Linked DNA regions of Homo sapiens: regions 1 and 2 are each linked to region 3. The links are chromatin loops, found by intact Hi-C in ENCODE. Cell type or tissue: heart right ventricle. All regions are shown on one strand.

Region 1 (8,000 bases), 550 kb before region 3:
GCCAGATGATGACAGAGGTACAACAGAACACAGCCTACTGCACAAGCATCTTTCTCTCTTCCTTCCTTCCTTCCTTCCTCTCTCTCTCTCTCTCTTTCTCTCTTTTTTGATGGAGTCTTGCTCTGTCACCCAGGCTGGAGTGCAGTGGCACTATCTCGGCTCACTGCAACTTCTGCCTCCCAGGTTCAAGCAATTCTCCCCGCTCAGCCTCCTGAGTAGCTGGGATTACAGGTCTACACTACCACACCCTGCTAATTTTTTGTATTTTTAGTAGACACGGGGTCTCATCATGTTGGCCAGGCTGGTCTCGAGCTCCTGGCCTCAAGTGATCTGCCCACCTCAGCCTCCCAAAGTGCTGGGATTACAGGCGTGAGCCACTGTGCCCAGAACCACAAGCATTTTTCTAACCCCTACTTACATCATGCCTGCAAACATCCCATTATCCAAAGCACATGATATGGCTGAACCCAAAGTAAAAAACAGGATATGTAAGTGGGCCGAACTGCAAAGCCACAAGGAAACGGGCCTGGAGATGGGCGTGGACGGGGTGAAGGCTTGAAATCAATGGGGGCAGGCAAGGTGGCTGGTGGTACAGGTGAACTAAATTCTCATCAACCAAAGCAGAAGCCAATAGATTGTCTCCTACAGGGTTGGTGGCATAGTGGTTCAAGTTTACTACTTAGAGAAGCTGATTACCACTCAGAGGACTGAAAATTGAAACAGACATGTTTCTTTCTGAAGTGTAGCACAAAGATAGGGAGGGGGAAGTTAACATTTACCAACCTTTTATTTGTTCTTTGAATTTTTTTTTTTTTTTTTTTGAGACGAAGTCCTGCTCTGTCACCCAGGCTGGAGTGTGCAGTGGCGCGATCTTGGCTCATTGCAACATCCACCTCCTGGGTTTAAGTGATTCTCCTGCCTCAGCCTCTGGAGTAGCTGGGATTACAGGCACACGCCACCATGCCCAGCTAATTTTTTTTATTTTAATTTTTAGTAGAGATGGGGTTTCACCGTGTTGGTCAAGCTGGTCTTGAACTCCTAACCTTGTGATCCTCCCTCCTCAGCCTCCCAGAGTGCTGGGATTACAGGCATGAGCCACTGCGCCTGGCCTGAATTTTTTTTTTTTTTTTTTTTTTTTTTGAGATAGAGTTTCACTCTTGTTGCCCAGGCTGGAGTGCAGTGATGCAATCTCAGCTCACTGCAACCTCTGCCTCCTGGGTTCAAGTGATTCCCCTGCCTCAGCCTCCCCAGTAGCTGGGATTACAAGCACCGGCTACTATGCCCAGCTATTTTTTGTATTTTTAGTAGAGACGGGGTTTCGCCATTTTGGTCGGGCTGGTCTTGAACTCCTGACCTCAAGTGATCCACCAGCCTCGGCCTCCCAAAATGCTGGGATTACAGGTGTGAGCCACTGCGTCCGGTCCTGAATTTTTTAACTGTATATAATTATTAAAGATGTTTTTCAAATTAATTAAAAATTTAAAAGTAGACACTGTCCACTGTGTACAATACAGCAGATCAAAGACTGAAAAGGCACAATCTTCTCCCTCAAGGAGTTCCCAGGATCCTGAGGAAGATGGGACTCTAAACAAAGAGCAGCAACACTGCGCTGGTAAATAAGAGAGCACAGTGCGACTGCAGTGAAAAGGAGAAGGGCACTCAGTCCCTAGATTGATCGGGGAAGATAACAGAGGCTGGGACATTCGAACTGAGTCTTACAGTACAGGAGCCTGAGAACAACTTCTTTCTCCTGCCCCAAATCTTTACAAATGGAGAACGACTTGTTTAAGCCTATAGCTACCCTAGAAAGGAAAAAGGAGTGCCCTTGGTGGGTGGGTATATTAGTCCATTTTTGCACTGCGATAAAGAAACACTTGAGACTGGGAAATTTATAAAGAAAAGAGGTTTAATTGGCTCATGGTTCTGCAGGCTGTATAGGAAGCACAGCGGCTTCTGCTTCTGGGGAGCCTTCAGGAAGCTTCCAATCATGGCGGAAGGTGAAGGGAGACAGAGGCACTTCAAATGGCCGGAGCAGGAGGGAGACAGCGGGGAGGTGCTACATACCTTTAAACAACCAGATCTCGTGAGAATTCTGTCACGAATACAGCACCAAAGGAATGGTGCTAAACCATTTATGAAGGATCCACTCCCGTGATCCAGTCACCTTCCACCAGGCCCCACCTCCAACACTGGGGATTACAATTTGATACAAGACTTTTGCAGGGGGATAAATCCAAACTACATCAGTGGGTAACTATGGTAAACAGCCCAAATGCAAGGGGTATTCAAGTGAAGAAGACACCCACAGCCTGAAATGTACTCAGAAAGCTGCTGCAGCACTTATGGGCATATACCCCAAAGAATGGAAAGCGGGAATTCAAAGAGATACTTGTACACCTATGTTCATGGCGGACTTACTCACAATAGCCCACAGGGTGGAAGCAAACTGAGTGTCCACCAACAGAAGAATGGATAAACCAAACGTGGTACATGCATACAATGGAATATTATGCAGCTTAAGAAAGAAATCCTGGCACAGGCTACCACATGGAAGAATCTTCGAAACATGATGCTAAGTGAAATAAGCCAGTCAGAAAAGGACAAATACTGTGTGATTTCACTTACATGAAGCACCTACAGTAGTTGAATTCATAAGACAGAAAGTAGAAGATGGTTTCCAGAGGCCTGGGGAGGGGAATGGGGAACAAGATCCCATTCATGTAAGGGAGATAAAACACTAAACAAGACTATGCTCCCATAGGAACACCCATATTTCCTAGAAGATCTGGAAGCATACTCCTGACTGAGGTTGTCTTTGGGGAAAAGCTTGAAACCTGTAGTAAAAGGAATGTTTAGCATTACCTGAGTGTCTGGATTTTTTAATACCAAGAATGTATTTGGGCATTCATACAAGAATAACTTCAGTTTAAATGAGAAAAGTTGGCTAGGTGCAGTGGCTCACACCTGTAATCGCTGTGCTTTGGGAGGGTGAGACAGGAGGATTCCTTGCAACATAGCAAGACTTTGTCTCCACAAAAATAAAAAATAATTAGCCAGATGTGGTGGCACATGCCTGTAGTCCCAGCTACTTGGGAGGTTGAGGCAGGAGGATTGCTTCAGCCCAGCTTTTCAAGGCTGCAGTGAGCTATGATCTCACTACTGCACTCCAGCCTGGGCGACAGAGTGAGACCCTGTCTCAAAAAAAAAAAAAAAAAAAAAAAAAAAACAGAGAGAGAGAGAGAGAAAAGGATGGCACAATAGTTTCTTAGTCTTAACCACACGCGTTAACAAAAATAGTAGGGTCTATTTTATTTGACAACACCCACCAAAAGTTCAAGTTCTATTAGTTTTCATATACTTAAAAAAAATGTTTCCCTCGGAAACATCACCTTGACATATCTTGGGGGAAACATAGAACGTGGAGAATTGTTTCTGTTGCTCTCCCCCACCCCACTCCATGCCAACATTCTGCATCTCTGTGCTGAACATCAGGGAGCCACCGGCCTTGTCAGCCTTCACATTAGGCCTGCCCTCTCCCTGCTGCAGATCAGCAGCCTGTCTCGGCCTGTTGGAACTCTCCCTTAGTGTGTTGGAGACGTTGAGACATTGTGACAAAAGTATGGAACCAGGAGTCAAGGAAGCTTCAGTCCTGGCTCGGGCTACTTATTTTTTGTTCAAAGTTAGCTTTTCATTTAAATGTCTGTGTTTCTGTTTCCTTGTTTAAAAAATGTTATAATATATGGCTATCGTAAAGTTGTTGCAAAAACTCAAAGGAGAATACAGACATTTAAGATAGTCTGCATGGGCCGGCATGACGGCTCACGCCTGAAATCTCAGCACTTTGGGAGGCTGAGGTGGGAGGATTTCTCGAACCCAGGAGGAGGCTAGGCTACACTGAGCCATGTTCATGCCACTGCACCCCAGCCTGGAGCCTGGGTGACAAGGCAAGACTTTATCTCAAAAAAAAAAAAAGACTTTTTTTTTTTTAAGTTCTGGGATACATGTGCAGAACCTGCATGTTTGTTACATAAGTATCCATGTGCGGCCGGGCGCGGTGGCTCACGCCTGTAATCCCAGCACTTTGGGAGGCCGAGGCGGGTGGATCACGAGGTCAGGAGATCGAGACCATCCTGGCTAACACGGTGAAACCTCGTCTCTACTAAAAATACAAAAAGAAATTAGCCGGGCGTGGTGGCGGGCACCTGTAGTCCCAGCTACTCGGAAGGCTGAGGCAGGAGAATGGCGTGAACCCGGGAGGCGGAGCTTGCAGTGAGCCGAGTTTGCGCCACTGCACTCCAGAGCCTGGGAGACAGAGCGAGACTCTGTATCAGAAAAAAAAAAAAAAAAAAAAAAAGTATCCTTGTGCTATGGTGGTTTGCTGCACCTATCAACCTGTCATCTTGGTTTTAATTCCCGTATACATTAGGTATTTGTCCTAATGCTCTCCCTCCTCTTGCCCCCTACCCCCCAACAGGCCCGTGTGTGATGTTTTCCTCCCTGTGTCCATGTGTTCTCATTGTTCAACTCCCGCTTATGAGTGAGAACACACAGTGTCTGGTTTTCTGTTCCTGTCTTAGTTTGCTGAGGATGATGGTTTCCAGCTTCATCCACGTCCCTGCAAAGGACATGAACTCATTCTTATAAAAAAGACATTTAGTCTTTGGGAAATAAATACTGAAGATTAGCTTCAAATGGACAGTGGTTTGGATGTGATTCTTGCATCTCTGACTAAATCGTAAACTTATCCAAGTCATTGTCCACTGTGGCTCCCACAAAGCTTTCAGGCCTGTCTTCCTTGGTGATCTTGCTTTGATGTGCTATGAAAGACTGTCCCAGCAGATGGCAGAAGAGAACTGAGTCAGGAAAAACCAGCCTGGGTATTTCAGTGTGCACTGTGCACTGGGTAAAGCTTCTGCACCTTAATGTCCCTGCCGCGGTAGCGCTACACGTCGACTTCACAATCGCTGCTGAACTTCCCTAATAAAGGTGGGTCAGCAAAGGCGTGAGGGTTACCACTCTATCCAAACACCATGTCACTGAGACTCACTTAGGAAGAACATTCATTTCCTGAGTACTTCCGTAGTACTGGAAACGGGGATGAATACAAAATAGTCCCTGTCCCCACAGAATTCATAGTCCAGCTGAGATCAAATAAGGACAGAACAATTTGCATTTTGCCGGGCTGTCCTCTAATGACAATAATTTCCTGAATGTTTTCAGGTTGCCTGTTTTAGCCATATGTTCTTCTCTGGCCGCTTCTCTCCAGCCCCAGCCTCAAGTCCAACTCATGATCTCTGGCCTAGGATACAGCAACAACCTCCTAAGGGAGCTGCCTCTGCTCTTATCCACCTCCAGTTTATTCTCACCGCATAGACAAGATAATGTTTTAAAAATGCAAATGCGATTACACTGTATACCACCTACTCAAAAGATCTAATGGCTTTGTATTGACCTCATAATAATACCCCTGCCCTTAATCTTACTTAAAAGGCTTTTTGTGATCCGATCCCTGTTTTTCTTCTCCTAACTTATCTCACCCTCTCCTCCTGCAATCAACTCAAGAGGCTGACTTTCAGTTTCCCAAATGATTTTTATCCCCTACCAGATTTGCCCAAATTGCTTTTCTCTCTACCTAGAATGCCTTAAAACTAAAACTCACTCCCTCCCATCTACCCATCCTCCTTAACTTGGCTAACTAGTATTTATTCTTCTGCTCTCAGGTTAGATATCCTTTCTTTTGGGAAACTATCCCTGACAGTATAAGGCTGGGCTGAATAATCCTCCTGAGTACTCCAGAGCACCCTCTGCTTCCATTCCCCTCGCATTTACCGTATTTCTTCGTAATGAGTTTGCGTATCTTCCCCTGTCTACTGTAAATTCCTGGCACATGAGGACTTCCTCTCGCACAACAATGTATCCCCATTTCTTGACACAGTTCTTGGTACAGAGCCGCACTCGATCAAAACTTATCAAGTAAATGAATAAATCAATCATAAAACACAATTGATACCATCCAAGAAGTCATAAAATTCTTGGGGCACAAGGTCTTAGGAGAGTAGATCTTTCTGTGTGTATCAGCCATATCCCTTTTTTTTTTTTTTTTTTTGAGATGGATTCTCTCTCTGTCACCCAGGCTGGACTGCAGTGGCACTATCTCGGCTCACTGCATCCTCCACCTCCCGGGTTCAAGCGATTCTCCTGCCTCAACCTCCTGAGTAGCTGGGACTACAGCCACCCCCCACCACACCCAGCTAATTTTTCAATTTTTAGTAGAGATGGGGTTTCGCCATGTTGGCCAGGTTGGTCTTGAACTCCTGACCTCATGATCTGCCCACCTTGGCCTTCCAATGTGCTGGGATTACAGGTGTGAGCCACCATGCCTGGCCAGCCATATCCCTTTTCATCAAGATGTTGTCAACCATACGCTCTCAAATCAAGTTGTGACCAGGTGCGGTGGCTCACGCCTGTAACCTCAGCACTTTGGAAGGCCAAGGCAGGAGGATTGCTTGGGCTCAGGAGTTCAAGACCAGCCTGGGCAGCATAGGGAGATCCCATCTCTACAAAAATCATTTAAAAATACTAGCTGGGCGTGATAGCATGCACCTGTGGTCCCAGCTACTCAGGCGGCTGAGGGGGGAGAATCATCTGACCCCAGGAGGTCAAGGCTACAGTGAGCCATGATTGCACCACTGCCCTCCAACCTGAATGACAGAGCAAGACCCTGTCTCAAAATAACCAAACAGAACAAAGACAAGTCGTTGTTGTTTTATGCAAACAGGCTTTGAACTTGGAGCAAGTCACCTAGTCAATCTTCTTATCCACAGCAAAGGAGTTCTGAAACAAACAAACAAACAAACAAAAGCAATTTTTACCTTTCACAGTGTTTCTTGTGTCATCCCAGATGGTTAAAATGAAAAGGCTTTAATGAAGGGACTATTCACAGAGTTTCTGGACTGGATAAGGTAACAAACAAGGTATGGTAGGACACCTAGAGACTAGCAATGGTGAGAAGCTATTACTACCCTCCCCGCTTCCAGGGCCTATTGAGACAAGGGAAGGAAACACTTATCAGAGCCCAGTGAGTAAGAGTTGTACCTAGGATGCAGCTACAGTTAGATATAGCATGCCAAAGCAGGAAGAGAGCTGGAAAGAGCTACCCTGACCTCTGCTGAATCCCACCCTCCCATCTTCCCACAGAGCCTCCCACTGGCTGAACCCCAAAAGCCAGCTAGGAAGAAAGCCTGGACAGTGCAGTCCACTGGATTCAGTGGAGCAGGGAAGAGCATGAAACTGGGAGGGACCCTAGGCCCACAAATAACCAGCATCACACATTACGCATTGTCTTCCTGCTATGACAGATGAGGACTCAGCTCCCTTACCTGCAACCCCCCACTCAATATAGTTCTGGCACTATTTTTAGTAGCTGTATTTTAATAAGCACCTCAGCCAGCACCTGTGAAAGCAGGACTGCATCCTCTCTATGTCCTTAGAAAAATGTAATTAAGAAATAGAAAATACAGAGATTTAATTATCAAATAATTTAAATGCACAGAAAAATCCAGAAATAAATATAACAGACACCCATTTGTGGTCAACCCAGATGTAACACATTAACTTTTAGTTATGTGTTGTTTCAGAATTGTTATTTTCTGTTTTTTAAGGAAAAAATTGCAGATACAGTTAAGATCACTCTCATAGGCCGGGTGCAGTGGCTCATTCCTATAATCCCAGCAGTTAGGGAGGCCGAGGCAGGCAGATCACTTGAGGCTGGGAGCTCAAGACCAGCCTGGCCAACATGGTGAAACCCTGTCTTCACTTAAAAAAAAAAATACAAAAATTAATCAGGAGTGGTGGCACACACCTGTAATTCCAGTTACTTGGGAGCCTGAGGCACAAGAATCACTTGAACCTGGGAGGTGGAGGTTGCAGTGAGCTAAGATTGTGCCACTGCACTCCAGCCGGGGCGACGGTGTGAGACCCTGTCTCAAAAAAAAAAAATT
Region 2 (8,000 bases), 220 kb before region 3:
ACGGGCTTCATGAAATTGGTAAGATTTCTACATGTGAGAAGAAGTTCTTGTGTCATTGTACTATTATGAAGTAGCTTTTGTTTTTGTTTTTGTCAGTGCTGGACTGTCTTATGTTCTTGTGGTCATGCTAAAAAGAAATGTTGTTAGAAGATTCAAAACTATGAGTAAATATGGCTTATAGTTTTATCAAATACAACAGTCTTTAGGATCTGGTTTTAAATAGACAACATAAATGGTTATCAAACAGTACACTGCATGAGTAGTGTCTCATTTCCCTTTTGGATAGCATTATTTGATAGGTTGAATAGGAGAATGCCATACATTTAGTATGTATTAATTTCAGGAAGAAGTTTTATTAATTATTCTGTATTGTATAGAAGATGGAGGTATGGGACTCAGAATTCAGTTGGCTTTGTAGCTGATAGACCAGCATTTTACTTAATCTTAGGAGTGCTGGGGCCGGGTGCGGTGGCTCACGCCTGTAATCCCAGCACTTTGGGAGTCCAAGGCGGGTGGATCACGAGGTCAGGAGATCGAGACCATCCTGGCTAACACGGTGAAACCCCGTCTCTACTAAAAATGTAGAAAATTAGCTGGGCGTGGTGGCGGGCGCCTGTAGTCCCAGCTACTCAGGAGGCTGAGGCAGGAGAATGGCATGAACCCCGGAGGCGGAGCTTGCAGTGAGCCGAGATCTCACCACTGCACTCCAGCCTGGGCAACAGAGCCAGACTCCGTCTAAAAAAAAAAAAATATATATATATATATATATATTAGGAGTGCTGATTGATGGACAGATGTCCTACCAGGGGAGGCTTTTAGTGATTTAATTCTGGGTTCCATCATTAGCCTTGCTCTTCAGATTTATGAATGATACAGAGTTTGGAGAAACAGCTGTTACTTCAGTGATGGAATTTAGGTTCACTATACTCTCTTAAGGCTAAAATGATAACTTTAAAACAAATGAGAATTTATTTGAGAGAATATATCTATACAGAAAGCTATAAAGTAGGTTTTAAAACAAAATCACAAGATTATAGTTTAAAGGAGACCTGATACTGTAAGTCACACTGAAAGAAAATATATGGGAAGTAAGTTTATTTCACAATAAACTTATTCTTCTAGCGGTGTAATATGTGTGTCAAGAAAACCAATTTGATCTTAGTTATCCCAGTGTGCACCATGTCAGAGGATTTTGTTTGGGGCATCCACATCACAAGAAGTACACTAACTAGAGAGCACTCAGGTATTCTGTTGTCTGAGGAGCCGTTGTGGGAATCATGATTCGAAAGAGAAGCCTGAAGAGGGTGGTGAAGCACGACGGCCATCTTTAAATATCTGAAATGCTGCCAAAAGAAATAATGAATGTTTGCTCCAAAGAGAAAAGCCAGATCAGTGTATCTGTTCATTTTCAGGAAGACTTGGGTAGCAATATCCAGAGATCTTTTAGTCTGTATGTTTGGTTTGTTCATTCTATTTTTGTAAGATATTACTATAGAGAGAAACTTTTAAAAAGTGGAATGTCAAATATTGAAATGTTGGCAGAGAAGTTGAGTCCGTTTAATGTAAAATTAAGAATCACTTGGCATTTTTATTTTTTAAAAAACATCTTTTTCTGTCCTTTAGCATTTATGTAAAATCAAATGTAGGGATATTGATTATGAGTAATGAATCCCAAGTTTTCTTTCCTCAAATACTAACTTTTCTCTGTTATAGTTTCATTTCTTGGGGGATTTATCAAGTGGCAAAATTAGATGTAGTGGAAAGACTGATTTACACAACTGAGTTTAAAGCAAATCTGTTTTATTAGCTGTGTGATGTTATATAACTGACTTAAATTCTAAGTGCTACTTTTCCTCATCTGTAAAATAGACAGTAAAATTTCACCTTACAGGTTTTTATGAGGAATCAATGAAATTGTACCTGTGGAAGCACCTGGCAAACAGGAGGTATTCAGTAAATGTTGTGGTTAATAAATCTTGCTCCAGAAGACTTGTCCTCAAGATTAAACTATCCTGTCACTTTTTCCCAACTGAAATTTTGATTCTGCCATCTCCCTTTCTTCCTTCCTCCCTCCTTTTATTTCACAAAGCTGTTGGTAATTTTAGTAGAATTTAACATTTGTGTGTATGATCCATGAGACCTTGTTCCTGTAAAGAGCACAAGTTTACGAAGATACTTTTTTCTTATATTGTTCCATATTAGTTTGTTGTTATTTTAATTGTTGCTATTATTGTCAGTTAGCTGCTGCCAGTTAAATTGTCTTAAGTTTTCTTCTTGCAAAGATAGTAAAGGGTTAAGGAAAGGAGCTGTTGGCTACTGCTTGCTACTAATTTGAAAAGAAATGGTGGTTATAGCCTTCTAGGTCTCTCCTTCTCCTTTACCCTTTTACTGTCTTGTAATCTTCAAATCTGTATGTTAGTGAATGCTAGGAGGGAACAGTAGACCTGCTTCTCCTGGAGCCATAGTACAAGGAAAGCCTAATTGGAGACGATCCTTTGCAGCCATTGTAAAGTATTTTCTTCTTTCACCTCTCAAATATTCATTTGTCTTATTTGAAGCAGTCTATTATCTAAGCAGACAGGAGTTGCTCAAGTGGAGGCTAAATGTTTTATCTGTATTCTAATACATTTTACCACCAACATATGTGTAACTCTGGATGGATCACTATATTTAAGTTTAGATTAATGAAAATTGTTGACTGTGGTAAACTTTTCCTTCCTTCCCATTTCATGTGAAGAACAAAGGTAGAAAGTGTCATTATGCAGGAATAATGTTTTCTGCAAGTTTTAAGAGAATGTCTCAATTCCTTTTTCTTTCTCCTCTGAAACTACCGTATCCCATGAACTATATGGCATGTGATAACTTCCTAGTCTCAGACTGGCAGTATATAATATTAGAGCAAGAAGGATCTTCAGATATGACCTAGCGTTGAATCTCTAATTTTTCCATTCTGGAAATCTTGGTCCAGAGGGTCAAACTAGTATCTCCCAAGTTGCTCAGTGAGATAATGGCACACCTAGGAAGACAAAGAACCCTTGATTTTCACTTAGTACCTTGTGTTCTCTGCAGAGAGTAAAATTGATCATTGATGAGTCATTAACCAGTGTCCATTCACATGCTGCTACTTTATGTTCACTTTGGGGTTTCAGGAAAAAATACATAGTAGCAGAAGATGAGCCCTACCCCTATCCCCACACCCCCACAAAAATATTCACTGGCCTTTGGTGTTCTGTTTGGGTCTTCAGCATCCCCCACTAGGTGGTGTCCTAATTCAGAAACTTTGCTGTGAGACTCCAGATGGGCTTCTGCCCTAACTGGAACTAAAGCAGCCACAGTGTTGACCCATAAGAATGCTTAAACAATTTGGTAAGGTGCTAGATCTTGTAGTTAAGTAAATCAAATGAAAATTTAATTCATGAACACAAATGCTATAGCTAAATTAAGATGTATAAAATATTTTTATATTTCATTTTCTGGAATCTTTAATAATTGCATGTTGGCCCTGTGGCATGAGACAGATTAAAAGCACTGGTTGTTTTTAAAGAATCTGGGACCATTTGTGTGGATAGAGGGCAGGATGGAGGCTGCAGAAAGAAAGGAAAGACAATTAATACTGTAAGTAACTACTGTTAAGTAGTATGGCTGTAAATAATAAAATATTTTACTACAGGTTCCCCAAATTAAAAGAAAAGGGAAATAAACTCAGAACCTCCTTTAAATTTGTAACTCTCAGCTCTGGTTTAGATATGAAATGATTGGTTGCTGTATTTCAAAATCCTGGCAGAATTACTGTTCAATGGTTCCAGATGTTTTTGATAAAAACTTGGAATTGTCACATCAACTGCAAAAGCACAAGACTGCAGATTCTGTCTTCTGTTGGGGAGTGCTGAGCAGATCCAGAGGGGAAAGCAACACAGACTCTTTTTTCCACCCAGAGCATTTGTTTCCCACCCAGGGTATTTGTCCTCCAACAAGGAACAGAATATGTAAGGAATTGTCCTTTAATATGCAGAAAGAGCAGGAAATCTAGCTTTCCAGCCTGTGGCACAAAGCCAGAAGTTAGAAATAAAAAGGTTAGTCTTTATGTCTCAAACAGTAATCTAGGCTCTTTCAGAAAATTATATTATTTTGAAACAAGTTTCTCTCTCCTAAAAACTTCCTGAAGACAGACACCTTGTTACCTATTTATTTTGCTTGCCTCCACTAGAAGTCACAAAATATCTGTTACATTGTTATAAATTATCTGCATGTAAGTCACTGGACAGGGATAGGGTAGAAAAGCTTTTTTGTTGTTGTTGTTGTTTTTGTTTTTTGTTTTTTGAGGCGGAGTCTTGCTCTGTTGCCAGGCTCGAGTGCAGTGGCGCGATCTTGGCTCACTGCAACCTCCGCCTCCGAGGTTCAAACGATTCTCCTGCCTCAGCCTCCTGAATAGTTGGGACTACAGGCATGTGCCAACATGCCTGGCTAATTTTTGTATTTTTAGTAGAGATGGGGGTTTCGCCATGTTGGCCACGATCTGGATCTCTTGACCTCATGATCTGCTTGCCTTGGCCTCCCAAAGTGTTGGGATTACAGGCGTGAGCCACCGCGCCCAGCCGGTAGGAGGGTTTTAATGGTGATTAAACCATCTCTGATCCCTAGAGAGACAGATGCCTGGGAACCTTGGAAGCAGGAATCATTTGATTCTAATTAAAACAGAAGGGAGTGGCAGTGAGGAACAAACCATATTGAGGACAGAGGGGAGGCAGCTCTGTGTTCAAAAAAAGAAGAAGGGCGAGTTCTACATTCTAGCTTGGTGAAAGCTTTTACAGAAAAGATAATAAAGTATCAGTTTATCTATACATTCAAGCCTAAAGGCTCTTTCTGTCTGTGCCCTAGACCACATAGTTTGGAAGTATTTGTAAATCTCTGGTCAAGTTCCCATGCTTTTGATAAGCCTGAGCAAGAATTTTATTTACAACTTTTAAATCTCTGTCAAATCGTCTTGTTTCTACTGTTTTGTAGCCTCATTTGTAATGAAAAGCAACATCTGTTTCACTGCACATGTTGGTACCACTACAGAGCCAAGGCTCACTTGGGGCACGAGAAGGGGAGGGGTTGTCCGCCTTCATTCCTCGGATGAACCAGTGAGGAATAGGGAGATAAAACCTTATGGCTTTTATTTCAGAATAAAGCCTGTATGTAGCTGGGGTGTATTAATAGAAAGTTGAGGAAGACGTTTACAGTCTTCTTAGCAGGGTTTGCTGTATTTCCCTCCTTTAAGCTGGTCAGCAACTTGAATATCTGGCCTGAGGACACAGCAACTCATCTATACCCTTTTTCTATATCCGTTTTTTAGCTCCTGAAAAACCTTTTCACCAACTTTGTTTGCAATGTCAACAGAAATGTAGGTGTTAAATCTCTCCTCTCCCCTTCTGTTGTGGTATTTGAGCCACTGCTTTCACAGCCTAGCTAAGGACTACTCTGGACAACTCAAGGAAAATGTCAGCAGCTCCTAGAAAGAGAAATCCTTTTTTTTTTTTAATCCCTTTTTCTTTTGTTTCTTCACTCCTTTCTGCTTTTTGCTTCCCTCAGTTCCTCATCCTTTTCCCTCCCAAATCATTCATGATCCAAGTAAGAGAATGTCTCAGGTGAGAGAATGCATTCTGAAGTAAGTCTGTCCCTGAGAATGTTAGATAGAGTGGGGGGCTAGAAGGGTCTGGAATAGTAAGAAAACAGGCAAATGAAGTAGCAGACCCACAATTCAAGACCCAGTTAGTGTGCATAGAAACACTGAAGAAGTCCCAGCCAGGCAGCTATACTTAGTCGCAACAAATATTAACATACACAGAACTCCTTTGTTCCACTCCTTTTCTTTTTCATTTTCTTTAAATCAACTCCATCATCCCTTCTCCCTCCCCAAAAATAAAGCTTAACTCTTGATAATTTTTAAACTTTATCAGACACATTTATAGCCACGTCTCGATCCTAGAGACATAACTGCAATATTTGGCTGACATTTTTCTCGTGTTAAATCATTGCTTTGCATTTGGCAGGGAGGTATAGTGTATGCTTTGGGTAGTTTCAATTTTCTGTACCTCACGACAAGTCCATTGTACACGCTTGTGGTGTTTAGTATAACACCCCCCTTCCTTTATTAGCATACTACTCTGACATCAAAGAACTGAGCTGCATCTTGCAATGCCTGACAGAGCCTTTTTCATAGGGGTGGGAGGAGGAGGAGGAGGAAGAAGAAGCGGGTTGGAAAAGGAAGCCTTGTTTTTCTCTTCGTCTCGGTAGATGAATCATGTTCCCACAACTGCAATTGGGTTTTCAAACCTCCAAGGCTGCGGGTGCGGAGCTGAAAGGGCAAGCAGTGACGTTCTTGAGAGAGAAGGAAAAAGGGAGGAGGAGGCTGGCTAGGGAGGGAAGGAGGGAGGGAGGGAGTACAGCAGGAGTGGTCTTTTATTTTTTTCCCTTTTACTCTGCTGTCCTTAGAGATTTTCAACTTAAATCAAAACCAAGCCCTACTGCCTGGTGAGCAAGAGAGATTCCAAAGACTTTACTTTGAAAAGCATCTCCCAGCTTCTACTTTTTTTTAAGGAAAAGTAGATTTTCTTTGTCTTTGTTTTTGTTTTAAGCAAGAACAGAATCTAATGACTTTTTTCATGCCATCGCTTTGAAATAGCGTCGTCTTCCTTTCTTTCTCTCCCTCTTCCTGGCAAAGTATATACTGGATTTTTATTGCCTTCTTGGGTTTTTTTCCCTACGTGTATCGGCCGTTATGCTTAGCCAGTTTATTCTTTATTTTTTTACTGGAGTCATTGCCAGTGATGGAAACGGTGTTTGCTTCTCTTTCAGTCAAGATCTGCACAAAGTATAGCATTAGGTGGTATTTATTGTTTATATTATGAGTTCTACATTCATCTTTCCAGCACTCTGAAGTTATCAGCAAGTTCTCAGTCAGTTCAAGGCATTGGATTCTGCTTGATTTCTTTTTAATTCATTGTTTTTGACCCCTTTGAGAGTTTTAATAGAGAGGAGTCTGGAAGGCAGAGATCTCCACCACCTAACCGTGAGAAATTTGGAACTAAGGACTTGCACTGGTCCCCAAGTTAACAGTGGATATACTTCCTGCATTTTCTCTGTTCTTTCTTGCATTTGGGCAAAATGTATGAACGGCACAAGAGGCGCTACAGCCTCTGTGACATCTCCAAGGTGGACAGGACTGTGGACGTGGTATTGCTGAAGGTAAGGGGGGCTGCACCTCATGCATTCTGAAGCTCTGCAGGCTGTTTTAGCGCTTTGAACCCGGTAGCCATGTCCCTGGCCCTCCTGTATTGGGAGAAAGGCCGAGAAATCTGTGCACAGTGGAGGATGAGGGGTGAATGTAAGCCTCTTAAAGGAATATCTGAACAGGAAGCAATAGGTGCTTGGTAATCAGCATTGGACCACTTACTGTTGAAATGTAATTTTACTTTCATTAAAATGGATTCTTATGCTTGGGAGAACCTCATACTGTTGAAAATCACAGAGAGAGAAATTCACCTTCCAAGTTGCTCTGTTTGTCCTTCTGTCTCTGTCACCCCTCCGCCCCCAGACTCCACCCCCATCTGCCTGGTCTCTTTCTCTGTCAGTCTCTCTGCCTCTGTCTTTTAAGTATTTCTGTCTTTTGTCTGAGTCTTTTCTGTTTTTCTGCTACTGTCTCGTTCAATTCTTTAGGGGAAGGATAGGCAACATTTATTTCTTTTGGAAGGATTTCCAATAAACCTATCTATTAAGGTGGCAGAGCTGACCTTTTGGCTTGGTTTGACTGCTTTTCAGAGGTAGCTTCTGACTTTGTTGATAGCTGTATTTGTTTGTGTTCTCCGCATTAGTGATGTTTGGTGTCTAAGCAGGATGAGGGCGGAGACTCTGAATAGCTAATTGCTCACAGAAGGCATCCTTGAATCTAAAATTAGTAAGAACTCCTCCAGCCGGTAAGATGAGAGTCTGGGAATGTTGGACAGCTCAAAGAGCAC
Region 3 (8,000 bases):
ATTTTTGAGAGTAGCTGGGATTACAGGCAGGCACCACCACACCCAGCTAATTTTTTTTGTATTTTTAGTAGAGATGGGGTTTCACCATGTTGGCCTGGCTGGCCTTGAACTCCTGACCTCAGGTGATCTGCCCACCTTGGCCTCCCAAAGTGCTAGGATTCCAGGCATGAGCCACCGTGCCCGGCCTGCATCTCATTTTAGAAACCAGACTATTCTGTCAACATCTGCGTACTTGCCAGCTGCCTATTTTACAAGTGCAATTTCACTTAAGCTTCATTGCCACCCTGGGCGTTTCTACCTTTGCTTTCCATATCAGATCAGAAAACAAACTGAGCTAGGCTACATGACTCATTCAGGACACACAGTGAGGAAGTTAGGAGCCTGATGTTGACTCCTGTGTTCGTTTGCTCAGGCTGCCAACACCGACTGGGGGCTTCAATAATGGAAGCTTATTTTCACACAGTTCTGGAGGCTGGAGTTCCAAGATCAAGGTTTTGGCAGGTCTGGCTTCTTCTGGGGCCTCTCTCCTTGGCTTGCAGATGGCTGCCTACTCATGGGGTCCTTACACGGTCTTTTCTCTGTGCTGACACATCCTGGTGTGCCTTCCTTTTCTTAGGAACAGCAGTTCTGTTGGATTAGGGCCCTGCTCTGTGACCTCATTCGAACTTATTACCTCCTTAAAGACCCTAACTCCAAGTACAGTCATATTCAGAGACACTGGGGGTTAGGGTTCCAACGTATAAATTTTGGGGGGACAAAATTCAACTCATAAGAGTTCCCAGGCCTATGCTCTCTAGTCACTGGGCTGCCCTGCTTGGCTGGCCTGAGCATGTGACCTGAGGACACCCACTACAAAGATAAGTGCCCCTATGGCCTTCCAGGGGACAGCCCCAGCAGAATCTTAACACTCCTGTAAGATCTCTTTATCCCCTGCTTCCAGGATCCTGGTGCACCCATCCTTCTGCCTGGAATATCCTCTTCTCTCCTCTAATCTGCTCCCTTGCCACCTTCCCCACCTCCCCACTGGTCTAAGTCCTCTCTGTCTTCTCTGTTCTTCCAGCAAACTCCAATGTCATCTCCTCCATGAAGCCCTGGCTGCCACTCACAGAGAAGCAGGCTGAGTCCTGCACCAGGATGCCTGGCTGAGGAGCAGAGTGGCATAAAAGCATTTGCTCTTTGTTTGCAGGCCGCTGGGCCCAGGAGGCTGGGTCTGTTCAGGTAAGCTCCTTCTAATTTGCATCAACACTCATAAGGGGTAGGATGGCCCTGCAGTGTTGCTAGAAGTGATTTTTCTCTTCTGTTCGTTTCCATAAAATTTTATGGTACCTCTCATATACCATTCTGTGTTACTGGTATTTTTGTATTTGAATTGTCTTCTTATCTAGAAGGTGAGTTCTGAGAGTGCAGGGATCTTATCTTATCTTCATTCATTCATTCATTCATTCTTTCTTTCCTGCACTCACTCCATAAAGACCATTGAGATTCCACTGTGTTTGTTCAATTAAAGCTTGCTGAAAGAATACCTCAGTGAAATGCCCCCTGCCCAGGTAGCCTGTGCTCCTCCTGTATCTTCTTCATTCAATCCTCCCTGCTCTTTCATCCAGTTTACAGAATCAGACCCTCCACACACTGGCTTTTAGAGCTAGGGTCAGGTGTGGGTGGCCAAGCAGCATCTGATATGAGCAAAGGTGGCCCTGCTCTTCTCTGACCTCTTTACAGACCCCAAGTGCATTCTTTGCCAAAGCCACCCCAACCCCATTCTCTGCGAGCATTCCCTCCCCAGCTGCACCCTGCCCTCCCAACTCCTAGGATAGTCCACGTGGCCCTAGTAGTGTAGATGGAGCACATTCCAGGGCTCCCTCAGAGGGAGGACAGAAACTTGTGGAGCAGGAGGCGTCCCTTAAAGGAGGCAGGCAGAGAGGTGGGCCCTCGTCCCGGGTCAGGATCCTAGCAGGAAGCAGATACACCTTAGCTTCTACTGGGGAGTTGCCAGGAAACGATTGTGCGTCAGTCTGCACACTCCCAGTTGGTAGCTTCTGGAACATGGAGTAGAGAAACCTGGAAAAACTGAACAAGTAGAGCAATTGATTTTGTTCACACAATCGCAATAGGAAGAACACCCCAGATATGAAGATTAGAGTAATGGAAGGCAGGTTTTTTTTTTTTCAAGCAAACTTTTCATTGAATGTTAACAAGTTTTTACATACATGTGACCGCTACCACAATGAAAATACAGAACAAACATTTCCATTGCCCCCCAGAGTTCTCTTGTGCCCCATTCCATTTGACACCCCAGCCAATGGCCCAAGGCAAGCATTCATCTTCTTCTGTCATGATTATTTTTTCTACAGTTTTATATAAATTGAATTATAGGGTTTATAAGTACTCTTGATATCTGGTTCTCTCTCTTTTTTTTTTTTTTTTTGAGACAAAGTCTCGCTGTGACTCCCAGGTGGAGTGCAGTGGCATGATCTCGGCTCACTACAACCCCTGCCTCCCAGTTCAAGCGATTCTCCTGCCTCAGCCTCCTGAGTAGCTGGGATTATAGGTGCCTGCCACGACGCCCAGCTAATTTTTGTATTATTAGTAGAGACGGGGTTTCACCATGTTGGACAGGCTGGTCTCGAACTCCTGACCTCAGGTGATCCACCTGCCTTGGTCTCCCAAAGTGCTGGAATTATAGGTATGAGCCACTGCACCCAGCATGATTATGGTCTTAAAATACAGAGTGACTTATGATTTATGCCTGATTCTCTGGTGGCTGGGGAACCAAATAGTCTGAGAAAATACTTGGGTCAGTGGGAGCATTGGGATGACTGGAGGTGAGGAAGGGTTTGAGGTGTGAAACATCATTTATGGGAGGCTGTTGTTATGGAACTAGTCTCCTGCACTAGGCCCCAGCAGGCCAGACACCAGAATGGAGTCAGTTGTGCTAAGTGCAGTGTCATCAAACTGAACTTTGAAATGGGCCAGTTCCCCTAAAACATTCCATTTAATCTGCATCAACCTAAGTAATAAGGAAGTCCCCTCTGCTTTAACCCTGTAGGGAAAGTAACTTTGACATGATCAGTCCGTGTTTTGTTCTGTTTCTGCTTTCTGCCGCTCTTCTCTGCCTGCAAAGCCAACCTCCTGTGCTCAGCTCATTTTATAGGATGAGGTGTTGCTCACTTCTAGAATTGCAAATAAAAGCCAATTAGATCTTTAAGTTTGTGCTTCTGTCTTTTGACAAAGGTTCACAACTTCTCCAGCCCTCCACGAAGAAGCTGGAAGGAGCAGGGTGCACAGGCTCTTTGAAGATGCTGAGTGAGGTCCCAGGGCACCCACAGGAGCTGCCACCTCAGCTCAGGGGACACAGCTACTCTGAGCCCCTTTGCTCATGGGGGAAAGGGCGGGGGAAGCATGCTATCCCGCCCCCGCTCCCTACCCCAAAAAAGCTGCTTTGTCTTCAGAGGACCAGGAGTCCTGATTGGGCAGCCTCTGCCGGGAATGAAATGCATGTCCTTCGCACTTCCACTACCGTTCTATTTTCAGGCTGATTTATAACTAAAACGTGAAATAAGTGCTAGGAAAGCATTTAGCATTGTCTGACACTGCCTCAGCACACTCAGTTTCCTCTCTCTTCTTCATCAGAATCTCTGCCCGGCCAGGCAGCAGGCGCTGACTCTCGCACTGTCCGGTTCGAAGAGCTGTTTTCTGCAGGTACTTGCAGTAGCAGCTGGCCTGGGACCCACCCCCGGGCAAAGTCCGCTCCGGAGTCTGTCACTTCCCGGCGCGGGCCACCCAGCCCCTGGCGCCCTGGCGCTCAGCGCTCCGCGGGCGCGCCCTCTGGCGGCAAGAGCCCTGAACATTTCGCAAGCGGCGAAGGCTGGCGCGTGTTATCCTGGGCACCCACCGGACCGAATCGCTGGGCAGGGCTGCAAGGTGACTTGCTAACGCAATCAGACCAGAAAGGAGCGCGCGTCTAACTAAGCGGGGGAGGGGAGAAGCATGTTCATATTTTGTAAAATGCAAGTGGCACCTCTCCCCATTTTCCTCAAAATTTTATTCTGAAAAACTTTAGTACTTAAAAGTTCAAATGCTTTTACAGTGGACACACATTTATCTATCAGCTAGATTCTGTTATTCACATTTTACTCTATTGGTTTCATTGCATATCTGTCCATCTATTCATCCCTCTTTCCATCCTTCAAACTATCTTATTTTTTCTTTTTCTTGTTCTCTTTTTAATTTTTTTTTTTTTTTTTGAGACGGAGTCTTGCTCTGTCGCCCAGGCTGGAATGCAGTGGCGTGATCTGGGCTCACTGCAAGCTCCGCCTCCTGGGTTCACGCCATTCTCCTGCCTCAGCCTCCCGAGTAGCTGGGACTACAGGCGCCCACCACCACGCCTGGCTAATTTTTTGTATTTTAGTAGAGACAGGGTTTCACCGTGTTAGCCAGGTTGGTCTCTATCTCCTGACCTCGTGATCCGCCCGCCTCGGCCTCCCAAAATGCTGGGATTACGGTTGTGAACCACCGTGCCTGGCCCCATCTTATTTTTCAGATGCATTTCAAAAAGTAAATTGCAGACATTAGAACACTTCCCCCTAAATATCAGCCTTCAGCTTTTAAAGAAACAAATTGAAGAGATTGCTAATATTTATTTTGTTATAGTAGAATTCTTTTTTCACATGGTGTTCTTAAAACCCTTTGAAGTAGGTTTTATTTTCTTTTTCTTTTACTAAAAAAAAATTTTTTTTTGAGACGGAGTCTCGCTCTGTTGCCCCAGGCTGGAGTGCAGTGGCGGGATCTCGGCTCACTGCAACCTCTACCTCCCGGGTTCAAACGATTCTCCTGCCTCAGCCTCCCTTGTAGCTGGGACCACAGGCGCGAACCACCACGCCCAGCTAATTTTTATAATAATTTTTTATTTTTAGTAAAGATGGGGTTTCACTATGTTGGCCAGGCTGGTCTCAAACTCGTGGCCTCAAGTGATTCACCCACCTTGGCCTCCAAAGTGCTGGGATTACAGGCGTGAGCCACAGTGCCCAGCAGCTTTGTCCATTTTCTTTTCTTTCTTTCTTTTTCTCCTTTTTTTTTTTTTTTGAGACAGGGTCTCACTCTGTTGCCCAGGCTGGAGTGCAGTGGCACAATCTCAGCTCATTGCAACCCCCGCTTCCCAGGTTCAAGCAATTCTCCTGCCTCAGCCTCCCAAGTAGCTGGGATTACAGACATGTGCAACCTTGCCCGGCTAATTTTTGTATTTTTAGTAGAGACGGAGTTTCACCATGTTGGCCAGGCTGGTCTTGAACTCCTGGCTTCGAGTGATCTACTCACCTAGGCCTCCCAAAGTGCTGGAATTACAGGTGTGAGCCACTGCGCTTGGCCTGCTTTGTCCATTTTCTAATGGAGCTATTCGTGTTTTTATTATTGAGTTGTTTCAGTGTGGGTATTAGTTAGGAGATAGGGGGTTGGCTGAATTAGTTCACCATCTGAGCTATCTGGAGATAGATGGGTCACAGAACACTGTCCCTCCTCTTAAAAAATCAGATTTTTAAGACATTATACAATCTCAGGTAGGTCAAAATTCAAGTAAGGCAAATTGGAGTAGGATGCTCCAAGCCTCACTAGCCCTGTGGAGAAAGGCTCTCTGGCTGTGTAATCTTGAGTAATATTTAACTTTTGTGAGTCTCAGTTTTTGGGCCATTTTATAGGTGCATGTGCTCTTTTTTTTTTTTTTTTTTTTTTTTTTTGGGACGGAGTCTCGCTCTGTCGCCCAGGCCGGACTGCGGACTGCAGTGGCACAATCTCGGCTCACTGCAAGCTCCGCTTCCCGGGTTCACGCCATTCTCCTGCCTCAGCCTCCCGAGTAGCTGGGACTACAGGCGCCCGCCACCGCGCCCGGCTAATTTTTTGTATTTTTAGTAGAGATGGGGTTTCACCTTGTTAGCCAGGATGGTCTCGATCTCCTGACCTCATGATCCACCCGCCTCGGACTCCCAAAGTGCTGGGATTACAGGCGTGAGCCACCGCGCCCGGCCGCATGTGCTCTTTATGTGAGTCTAAGATGGTAAGGGCAGCAACTCGCCCTTGCTGAGCACCTTCCTCGTGCCAGGGGCTGGAGCAGGTGCTGCATGGGGGAGGCATGCTATCCCACCCCCCTCCCCCAGAATCAACAGGAGCCATTGCTCTTCTTTTTCACATCTGGAGGCTCAGCTCCAGCTCTCAGGGATGGCAGACTCAGGTCTCATGAAGGAAATTCACACTTGCATCATCAGAGTAACCAAAACCACTTCAGATTCATGATGGATGAAGGGCAGGATGACACATCCAGCTCTGACTTGGTCATCAGATGCAACAGGGATACTTTAGGATGTTTCTGCAGCATCTGCTGTGACAGGAAACCTGGGAGGCAGAGTTTCCTGCTCCAGTATTTTGTCTCTCCATGAGGGATGGCGTGGAGGCAAAGATGGCAGCTCTTGAGGAAGGCACTGGCTCACAAGATGGTGGCTCTTGGGGAAGACACTGCCTCACTTACAAGATGGCAGCTCTTGGGGAAGACACTGGCTCACAAGATGTTGGCTCTTGGGGAAGACACTGGCTCACTTACAAGATGGCAGCTCTTGGGGAAGACACTGGCTCACAAGATGGTGGCTCTTGGGGAAGACACTGGCTCACTTACAGGATGGCAGCTCTTGGGGAAGACACTGGCTCACAAGATGTTGACTCTTGGGGAAGACACTGGCTCACAAGATGGTGGATCTTGGGGAAGACACTGGCCCACTTCTGCATCTAGCCTCTTGGAAGGAAGGGGCAGAAGAGGAGGTCTGGTGGATGTACACAGAGAGTGAACATACAGTGGCCCTGTGCACTAGCAAACACGACTCTGCCGGTGGCCTGGAACGGAATGGGACTCCATAAGACCCCCGTTTCCACTCTTAAGTGAGGAGTGTGTAGGGAAATGTACAGGTGTTTTCTCTGCTCCCTGCAGGCTGTTTCTACTGCCTCTTGTCAGCCCAGCCTGGGTTTAACTCAGCAGTTAGTTCATTCATCTGTTCATCCATTCTCAAACATTTATGGCACATTTCCTCTGTGTCAGTGTTGTTTCAGCCACTGGGGTTTCAAACCCTCGGTCAGTCCCAATATCCTCACCATCAAGGAACAGAGAAGACAGCATAAGGGAGGCAAAATTTTTTACCTATACCCTCTTATGGTGTTGTGGCTGGGCCTGAGGATTAAACTGACATAAGGCAGATTTACAGGAGAAAAGCAAACAAATTTACTTAATATAAATTTCATGTGACATGGGAGCTCTCATGAGAAAATGAATACCCAAATAAGTGACAAAACCTAAATGCTCTTATATTAAGTTGAACAAAGGCAGGCAATTGTGGAAAAGTAACTAAAGTATGTGAGGGGGCTGACTGGGTGTGGGGCTAACACCTGTAATCCCAGCACTTTGGGAGGCTGAGGCGGGCGGATCACCTGAAGACAGGAGTTCAAGACCAGCCTGGCCAACATGGTGAAACTCCGTGTCTACTATAAATACCAAAAATTAGTTGGGCATGGTGACGGGTGCCTGTAATCCCAGCTACTCAGTAGGCTGAGGCGGGAGAATTGCTTGAACCTAGGAGGCAGAGGTTTCAGTGAGCCGAGATTGTGCCACTGCACTCCAGCTTGGGTGACAGAGAAGAGAGAGACTCTGACTCAAAAAAAAAAAAAAAAAAAAGTATATGAGGAGGCTCAAGAAAGATACAAATTTTAACAAGACTTACTTTTATAGGATTCTCTTGGTCTCAACTTCCCATCTTTGATAATAAGAACAAACGTTCCTTCTGGCACAGGGAGGACCTCTTCTGTAAGGAGGTGTTATCTCCTTCTTTCAGGAAGAGAAAGGGAAGGGTCAGAATGCCCTTCTTTCATGTATTTTTTAAAGTGCCTATAGCTCAAAATAATCCTTACGCCAGAGCAGCATATGTTGATGTGGCATATTCTGCCAGCTTTCAATGTGCAAGCAGATATTT

The links. Peaks named below come from ENCODE experiments on the same cell type or tissue, not always from the same donor. Only the 100,000 strongest peaks of a DNase experiment are listed, where the experiment ranks them.
Region 1: a loop joins it to region 3, with 7 times the contacts of the local background. A loop is called at or near these places in 44 of 110 quality-filtered maps.
Region 2: a loop joins it to region 3, with 2.8 times the contacts of the local background. A loop is called at or near these places in 18 of 110 quality-filtered maps.

Annotation. Positions count from the first base shown.
Region 1 is chr15:85,291,905-85,299,904 of GRCh38, forward strand. No RefSeq gene overlaps it. Among named protein-coding and RNA genes, the nearest start is that of MIR7706, 85 kb to the right of the region's middle. In heart right ventricle, a CTCF peak has its summit at 4,840 (motif pointing right); a DNase peak (open chromatin) is centred at 4,887; H3K4me3 peaks cover 705 bases; H3K27ac peaks cover 353 bases.
Region 2 is chr15:85,612,943-85,620,942 of GRCh38, forward strand. All of the region lies in intron 8 of AKAP13 (A-kinase anchoring protein 13), which reads left to right. Among named protein-coding and RNA genes, the nearest start is that of LINC02883, 140 kb to the right of the region's middle. RefSeq lists silencers at 3,191-3,240, 3,301-3,350 and an enhancer at 5,019-5,188. In heart right ventricle, a CTCF peak has its summit at 3,262 (motif pointing right); a DNase peak (open chromatin) is centred at 6,329; H3K4me3 peaks cover 4,046 bases; H3K27ac peaks cover 7,229 bases.
Region 3 is chr15:85,836,913-85,844,912 of GRCh38, forward strand. LOC105370952 (a long non-coding RNA gene) reads left to right here and starts at 379. Exons shown (of 3, transcript XR_932580.2): 1 at 379-501; 2 at 1,061-1,218; 3 at 3,631-4,152. RefSeq lists a silencer at 3,723-3,982. In heart right ventricle, CTCF peaks have their summits at 3,826 (motif pointing left) and 4,035; a DNase peak (open chromatin) is centred at 3,809; H3K4me3 peaks cover 636 bases; H3K27me3 peaks cover 525 bases.